Regions from separate parts of the Homo sapiens genome. Here region 1 is linked to region 2. A link is a loop called in an ENCODE intact Hi-C map of the cell type or tissue named here. Cell type or tissue: Caco-2. All regions are shown on one strand.

The links. Peaks named below come from ENCODE experiments on the same cell type or tissue, not always from the same donor. Only the 100,000 strongest peaks of a DNase experiment are listed, where the experiment ranks them.
Region 1: it touches region 2 in a loop (6-fold over the local background); 2 of 110 quality-filtered maps call a loop at or near these places.

Annotation. Positions count from the first base shown.
Region 1 is chr15:74,724,024-74,728,023 of GRCh38, forward strand. CYP1A1 (cytochrome P450 family 1 subfamily A member 1) reads right to left here and starts at 1,505. Exons shown (of 7, transcript NM_001319217.2): 1 at 1,418-1,505. RefSeq lists a promoter at 1,213-3,117, a cis regulatory region at 1,968-3,342, enhancers at 1,994-2,017, 2,050-3,249, 2,388-2,410, 2,485-2,499, 2,548-2,571 and silencers at 2,062-2,342, 2,062-2,237, 2,082-2,161, 2,233-2,342, 2,342-2,501. In Caco-2, no CTCF peak of the experiment used is centred here; DNase peaks (open chromatin) are centred at 1,558, 2,028, 2,498 and 2,988; H3K4me3 peaks cover 2,217 bases.
Region 2 is chr15:74,640,595-74,644,594 of GRCh38, forward strand. EDC3 (enhancer of mRNA decapping 3) reads right to left here. Exons shown (of 7, transcript NM_025083.5): 5 at 1-25. Among named protein-coding and RNA genes, the nearest start is that of CLK3, 27 kb to the left of the region's middle. In Caco-2, no CTCF peak of the experiment used is centred here; DNase peaks (open chromatin) are centred at 1,897 and 2,247.

The sequences.
Region 1 (4,000 bases), 83 kb after region 2:
TCTGAGTTCAACTGATCCACAGTTTAAAGGCAGCTGGAGACCAGCTAGATTGAGCTCTTTAGTCAGAGAAATCCAGGCCAGGGTTTTTTTTTGGCTCAATTCTCAATGAATGAACAGTTTGGACCTCCCCCTTTTGCAGGTTACCAGAGAGCAGAGAATAAATGGAAGGTTCCCACTAGGCTGTAAGAAAACCCCAGACTGGAATCAGGGAAATCAGGAATGGATCTAAACTGAAAGGAAACTGAGGCAATACTTTCTCTGTAAGCTTGACCTAAAAAGGGTGTTTAAATTCATAAACCACTCTCTCCAACATATCAGGCATCTCTGCCTGTTACCCTGGACTAGAGGTCAGTAGACCCAACATTCTAGTCAAAGTGATCTTGGACTGCACATTTTACTTTTCTGGGGTCCAATTTCAACATCTGAGAGAGGGTAAGACAAGATCTCTCAGTTCAGAGTACCCAGCTGGATCCAGAGGGAAGAGAAAACCCAGATCTGCTGTGGGGAACCTGACAGTCTTACCAGTTAGGCTCCCCACAGGAGAACCTCACAAGACAGGGAGATGGATGGTTCCTACCACAAGTATTATAGTGGAGGGAGGCTTCCTGGAGGGGCTAAATATCAAAGCACACTAGATCCCTGAGTCAACAGGGGACAGTGCCAGGCTTTGGTGTGCTATGGTGTCCCCTTCTGCACAGTGGGTATCCCAAGGACCTGCAGCCTTTGTAAGATGGTAGGAGGCCAAGGGAGATGTGACTGGTGAGTTTTTAGGGACTGGTATTTCCAGCTCCCTGCAGTTGGCAATCTGTCACCCTGATTGTCTCCCAGCAAAGGACAAAGAAGATGGTCAATGAGATAGGAAAGGCCTGGGACTCCTGCACAGATCTGCCTCTATTGTCCCAGCTGTCTAGGACATCTCAGCACTGACAAGCCACCCTTAGGAGGGTAAAATCTGCCAGGGGTAGCTTCTTAGGCTAGGGCAGGGTACAGCTGGTAAGAACCCAGCCCACCCCCTCCATCCACCCTGTCCACCCAAGGAGAAGCCCCTGTCATCAGAAAGCCTGAGGGAGGGGCTGCACATATTCCAGCCTGCCAGGTGGCCTTGATGGGGAAGCCCCAGGGTAGGCAGGGAGACACTCACTAGGGGATGGAGCTGGAGCCTGGGTCCTGAAGTCCTGAATGAGATGCCATCTGTATCTAGAGGTCTGGTACCAGCTGTGGGACCATGGGCAAGTCCTCCTCTTCCCCTGGCCTCAGTTTCCCCACTAGGGGGCTAGACTGCCTGGTCACTAAAAACACTCTGAGCCTCCCTTTTTGGAGGTGCTAGACAGGTAGCTACCTAAGAAGTCCTGGAGGCACCAAAATGTTCCTTTTATTGGGAGAGAAAGGGCAAGCCAGAAGTCCCCCAGCAACTCACCTGAGGTACTGAGCTGAGCTGGGAAGGGTGGACTCTTGGAGCCTGGGATCACAAGGATCAGGGAAGGTTCCAAGGAACTGTCACCTTCAGGGTGAGGGTGAAGGCACTGCCACCTTTATAGGCGGGCTTGTACGTGTGGCCACGCCTCCTTCCCTGGAGCGAGCTGAGATGGAGGGAGAAGCAGCCTGAACCGGGCTGGTCTCTCTGGGATTGGAGAGAAAGGTGGCGGAGGGCGGCGGGGGTGGGGGGTCGGGTGGGCAAGAACCCACTATGGGACACATCTCGGTGCCTGTACATAGAGGGGTGAGGGCTGGGAACACCTGGAAGTCCCAATTCCAAGGCGTCCCAAGGGCAGTGCAGAACCCAGCCGAGGAGGGGGCTTGAGGGAGAAGTCCCAGGACAGCCCGAAGAGAGGGTACGGGAAGCTCCATCCTGGGGCGCGGGGACTCCTCTTCGTCATTTTTGCACCCACTGGAACGCTGGGCGTGCAGATGCCTCCCCAGCGCTACAGCCTACCAGGACTCGGCAGGCGGGGGCGGGGCTGCCCCGTGGTGACCTCCTTCCCGGGGTTACTGAGTCCCGGCTCGCGTGAGAAGCGCTGCGACCCCAGCCCTGAGGTCACGGGGGCCGGAAGGCCAGAGGCGCCGCGGGGCTGGACCTGTCCCCCAGAGCCCGGGCGACTAGCTGAGGTTCGCGCCTCTTGATTGAAGGATCGGAATGGATGGCGAAGGGGCAGGCTCGCTGAGCGCTCACTAGCGGCTCCTCGCAGCCTCTAGGATCGCCTTAGTGCTGATTGCAACGCGCGGTCCCTCCAGCCAGGACCCACCGGCCCTTGAGGGTCCCTCTTGGCTCCCGGGGTGGCTAGTGCTTTGATTGGCAGAGCACAGAAATCCGGCGGCGGGGGGCCACGGAAAGACTCGGGCCCAGGGACCACGGAGGGGGCACCTGGCGCGGAGCCCCCACCCTACCCCCGGCTAGCTTGCGTGCGCCGGCGACATCCCTCTAGGGGGCAGAGGTCAGGCGGCCCGTCCCCGCCCCACCTGGCCCGGAGGCGCGGTGCCCAGGCGTTGCGTGAGAAGGACCGGAGGCCCGCGCAGCCACCCAGCCGACCCATTCCCCGGCCCGGCGCGGGGGCTCGCAGTCACGCGAGGGGGGAGGGAGTCGGGGCGGGGCTCTTAAAGGGCCAGCCTCGCGCGCGGCGTGGGGTTGGGGTGGAGGGAGAGGAACTGTCGAAGGGTGGCGGGTGCGCGATTGAATAAGGGGATGCGGTGCAAAGGGTCTAGGTCTGCGTGTGGCTTCTGCCTGCGAGGAGAGGCAGCCTGCATGTGTCCGCATTTTCGGTCCACGCCTGTGGCACGACACGAAGCCCCAGTGCCATTTGGCATGGCCTAGCTGCCTGCCTCCGACGCTGTCCCGCCCTCCGGAACCTTCCTGTTACAGGGTTTCCAGGAAAAAAAAAGTTGTATTTGCGTGCCTAGCTCAACCTGGCCCCAGCTAACATCGTTACGCGCCATCCCCGACGTGCTCCCCAACCCGGTGGCACCACCATCCGTCGCTGGTCCAGGCCAGAAAATAATCCCCTCACCTCCCATTCCGGTCATATGCGGCCTCGTGCATTGCACAAATATTTACCAAGCAACTACTATGTGCCAGGAGCTGTTCGGAGGCGCTGGCGATTGACAGAGAAGGGAACACAGCTGACAGCACTCCTAATCTCGTGGAGTTTACATTCTGATGGAAGGAGACAAGTAATATGCCCCAAATCTAGAGAATGTGAGAGGGTAAAAAGTGCGGTTGAAAAAAATTAAACAGAAAAGGCGTACGGATTATGTGAGGGCAGATTGCAATTCAAAACAAGGGGGTCAGGGAAGGCCTTGCGGAGAGAGGCAGGAGTGTGGAGTCAAGAATCAATGTGCATAGATATCTGGATAAAAAGTGTACCTGGGCAGGTGCGGTGGCTCACGCCTGTAATCCCAGGACTTTGGAAGGCCGAGTCGGGAGGATCGCCTGAGGTCAGGAGTTCAAGACCAGCCTGGCCAATATGGCAAAACCCCATCTCTATCAAAAATACAAAAATTAGCCGGGCATGGTGTTGCTCACCTGTAATCCCAGATACTGGGGCGGTGAGGGGGGTTTGGGGGGAGTGGAGTCAGGCAGGAGAATTGCTTGAACCTGGGAGGCAGATGTTGCAGTGAGCTGAGATCACGCCACTGCACTCCAGCCTGGGTGACAGAGCGAGACTCCATCTCAAATAAAAGACTGCAACTGGCAGAGGGAATAAGCAAAATCAAAGCCTCCCGCCACCCCCCACCACAGTGGTTCTTGAAGGACCGAGCAGTACCAGGGATGTGCAGAGGTCATGTGACTGGGGAGTTCTCCTGGCATGTAGTCCAGGGGGATGGGATGCCCATGAGGCACAGCGCCCTGCCGCATGTGCAGGGAGCACCCCATTGAGAGACATGAGACTTCCTCTGTGCGAGATAGAGACATGGCTGGGGTGTAAGAGAAGCAAGGTCACTCGGGCTACTGTGCTAAGAATAGGAGGCACATTTCTCTGCTTGGCATCTGCTTTGGCATCTGTCC
Region 2 (4,000 bases):
ATACTTGGGACAACCAGGCCAGAGTCTGCAGTTCAAAAGGAGAAGAGAAAGGGAAAGTGACTACAGAAACCAAGTCCAAACCGGGTATACTCTATCCAAGATTCTGCAAATGCCAACATTTTACCATGGATCACCCCTGGCCCATCCTCTTCATCTTCCGGGACTAAGGCACGCTCTGCAGCTCTGCAGAGCTCAAGTAGTGACTGGTGAACCAAGTAACAACTTGTTCCAGGTCACCACAGAGTGGGGACAAACTTAAGCTCCCTTAGCAATTTAGCTTTAGACCACAAAGGCCAAATCTACCAGGATATATTTAGTGCTATCGAGACCAGCACACAGCCTGTAACAGCAACCTATCAGGCACATGAGAAGAGAACATGATTTTCCCAAAGTGGGGGAAATGCCATCTTGGGCAGCGGGGCTTCCTCACAAGCAGGCCCCTTGTCCTTCCTGAGAAGTGGAACAGACACTAGCTAACCCTAATGGCCCTCTGGTCCCTGCTGTTCTCCTCAACTGTAGGGCAGGAGGACTTGTTCCATCTGCTTCCCTCTTCCTCTTCCTTCTCTCTTCTATTTACCCCTTCCTTTTTGATTAAGAAACTTAGCTAGCAAAGTTGTTTTCTCAAATAATTTATCATTTTCTCCCCATCTGAGTTGGGTGTAACCCAGTACTCACGAAACAGGGAAGCAGTACAAGTTAAGTAAGCTATGGCTGGCTTTAAAAAAGGGTAACTTTTATAAAAGTTGGGGAGAATTAGTCACTGAAAGTACACTGTGGAAAATACTTGGTTTTTCAAGGCTCAAAGCCAACATCTACAGCAGCTGGTGTATGTGAAGAAGTCTATAGTATTATTATATGCACCAGTGTCAACATACCAGGAAAGAAACAGCAAACCCAAAAATTTGGATCTGCAATGGACAGCTCTTACCTTGACAACCAAGGTATTGCTCCCTCCAAGAAGCCAATGCCATCTTACAAATGCCAAAGCCACTGGGCTAACCAGCAGACCCTTTCCCAAAGAGCCCCACTTGGCTTCACCGGCCAGTGGACCAACCAACGCAGATTCCAATCAGCAAGCCACTGTGGGACTGCACGTCACTCACTTTGTCCAGCTAGATCAGGTACCTTTTTAGATCCTGTGTCCTCAATTATACTGGACTGTCAACTGCCTGAGGTAAGGAAATTAATCTTTTACTTCTTCAGCCTTCGCCTTCTCAACTTGTTCCAGCTACACTTATCAACGGAGTTGAGTTCTTATCAGGTCCTCAGACATATAAATGATGCAAACCTAGTGCCATTTCTGGTCTGGCCTAACTCTAAGGTAGAAGAGTTAGGGAATAAAAGTTAATAAAAGTTTTCAGTACATTTATCTCCTTCCATTGTTCCAGAGCCTTGTCTAGAAAAATCTGTTTTCTTCACTGGTCCTGTCGGGAGAAATCTCTTGAGGTTATCTATCAGGTCCAGTCCTACCTGCATATTCCTAAAGCCACAGAGAATGAGGCTATAGCTTCATGTTTTAACAACAGGAAACCAAGCACAAAGACTGAAACTATAGGACCCAGGTCTGTATCCTCTCAGGGAAGGCAGAATAACAATGTCATGTAATGATGATGATAAAAAAGGTCTAACGTATCAAATAAACACTAACACTATCCTGTTGGCTAACTGAGCCCCTCTACCTGCCCAAGTCCTATTCCTGGGCTGGGGAGAGGCAACAAACAGTGCCATTAGGAGCACTGAGTCTCTCCTCCCACCTCTTTCTGAAATGTCAGTCATTGGTATCTCAGGTGCCAGTGCTGGAGGCTGCAGACTGACCTTGCATGTCAACAGCTGATTAAAACAGCCATTTTTATGGCCTGCTTCAGACACGCACATATTATCAGAACTAATTAGGCTGAACAATTTTCAAAAGTCCTAAGCCACGAACAACTCAAACCTGTCAGACAAGTCATGCACCTGACTACTTCAAACACCCTCTTTACCTGCAGAGTCACGCAAGGCAGAGCTTTCACTCGTCTATGCATTTCTTCACCTATTTATCAGGACTCTTTCTGTTAGATTTGAAATGGGTCAGGGCAGTGAGTCTTGGGCCTGCTACTCCACAAATCAAGCATTCTTTCTAGGTCTGGCTCTTGTGCTACGTGTACAGGCAGGCAGCCCCTCCCCTGCCCCCTCATTCTGAGGGCTCTCTGGGAGCAGGCAGAAGCATTTTCTGCTAGCTGTGCCCTCACAGTCCTTAAGAGTACAAAACTTAATGGTACAGGAGAGGAGACATCACCCCCCACCGGCTGGCTAGATGCTGCTGCTGGAAGCTGTGAGTCTCTTACCACCTCCTCACTGATCTTTGTTGGGGGAAGGGGCACTGTTGGTGAATCAGCATATTTTTGCAGCCTAGAGAAAGACAAAGCCAAGAGCCTTTCTGCTCAGAGTCTGGCAGTTATGGGGTCTAGAACTCTACTCTGACTGTTCCTCTGAAAGGAACGTACAAACACCACAAAATGTTCCTTTTAAACATTTATACACGTAAGTCCAACAAGTTGGACTGGCTTATCAGAAACAGACCAAGGGAATAAAATAAATTCCAAAGGAAAGGAACCAAGAACATAGCGTGTAAATTGCAAACAACAACACTGCCACTGCCAAAGCCTGAACATGGGCCAAGTCTAATTATGTTTGAGTTGGAAGGTAGATCTTTATTGTTCGGGAATCAAGGCAGTAAAATCAGTTGGTAGGGTTTCTTTGAGCATTAATATGTATTTTACAGCTGCTGGTGAAACAAGAAAGGGAGAGATAATTATAACCAGATCGTGACAAGCAGAGAACTTCTTAGGATCTGATTGACCTTAGGGTATCAAGGAAGACAACAAGTACACTCAGTACAGGCCAGGAAAGAAAACTCCTCCTTGCACACCTGATTTCCACTGCATGAGGCTGAGGCTGTCTCTTCGGACCATGGGACGCAGTGGTCCAGCAGTGCCCGTGCCGGCTGCAGTCTGCCCCTTGTCAGGTCATCACTTTGGCACTGCTCATTCCAGCACACAGCATTTCAGGCCTTTCCCTCCCTTATGGACACATATATGCGTCCCCACTCCCCCTGACACAGACACCCTTCAGTAGTACCATGTCCAAGGTTCCTCTCTCCTTCAGACCTGCCCAGTCTTTCTGTTGTGTAACAAAGATCCCACAACAAAGTGTTATCTCAGATCTAACTCAATCCTCTCACTGATTGGCCCTTTAATTGGAAAGGCTGCATGTGTCCCAAGTCTTATCAATAAGGAGCACAGCTCATTTACAGGCATGGGATTTCTCCAGGACTATGACTTCTGATTCTCTTCTGTGGCAGTCAACAAAACTGAGTGCTGATGTCACACTGGTTCCTTTAGGGATATAAATCCACTGGTAAATTTATACCCCCTGACCAGCAATGTACAGAGTCCCTGGAGATCTACACTAAAGCTACCACAAACTGGTAGTAATGCAATTTAGTGTCAAGTGTTCTCTGAAGGAAGGATTTGTTATAAGAAACCTAACTACACATTCACGATACTCTTTATTATGACCCACAAGACCTGCTGTGATCTGGCCTGTCTACCTCACTACCTTTACCTGGTACCCAACATGTACCCCAGACCCCTTGGCCACCTTCTGGTTCCTAAATTCTCCAAGTTCCTTCTGGCCTCAAGAGACAGTTCGCTTCACATGCTTTCTCCATCCCAACACTTTATTCTCTCTTCTGGGGCTCTATTCTCTCTTCCAATGCTACCCCTACACAGCGGGCTCCTCATCTGTCAGGTGTCAGCACGCTGCTTACTTCCCTTCATTGCATTCAATACATCTGACTCCACTCTTAAGTGGTAGTTGAACAATGAGAACACATGGACACAGGGAGGGGAACATCACACACCGGGGCCTGTCAGGGTGTGGGGGAGGGATAGCATTAGGAGAAATACCTAATGTAGATGACGGGTTGTTGGGTGCAGCAAACCACCATGGCACGTGT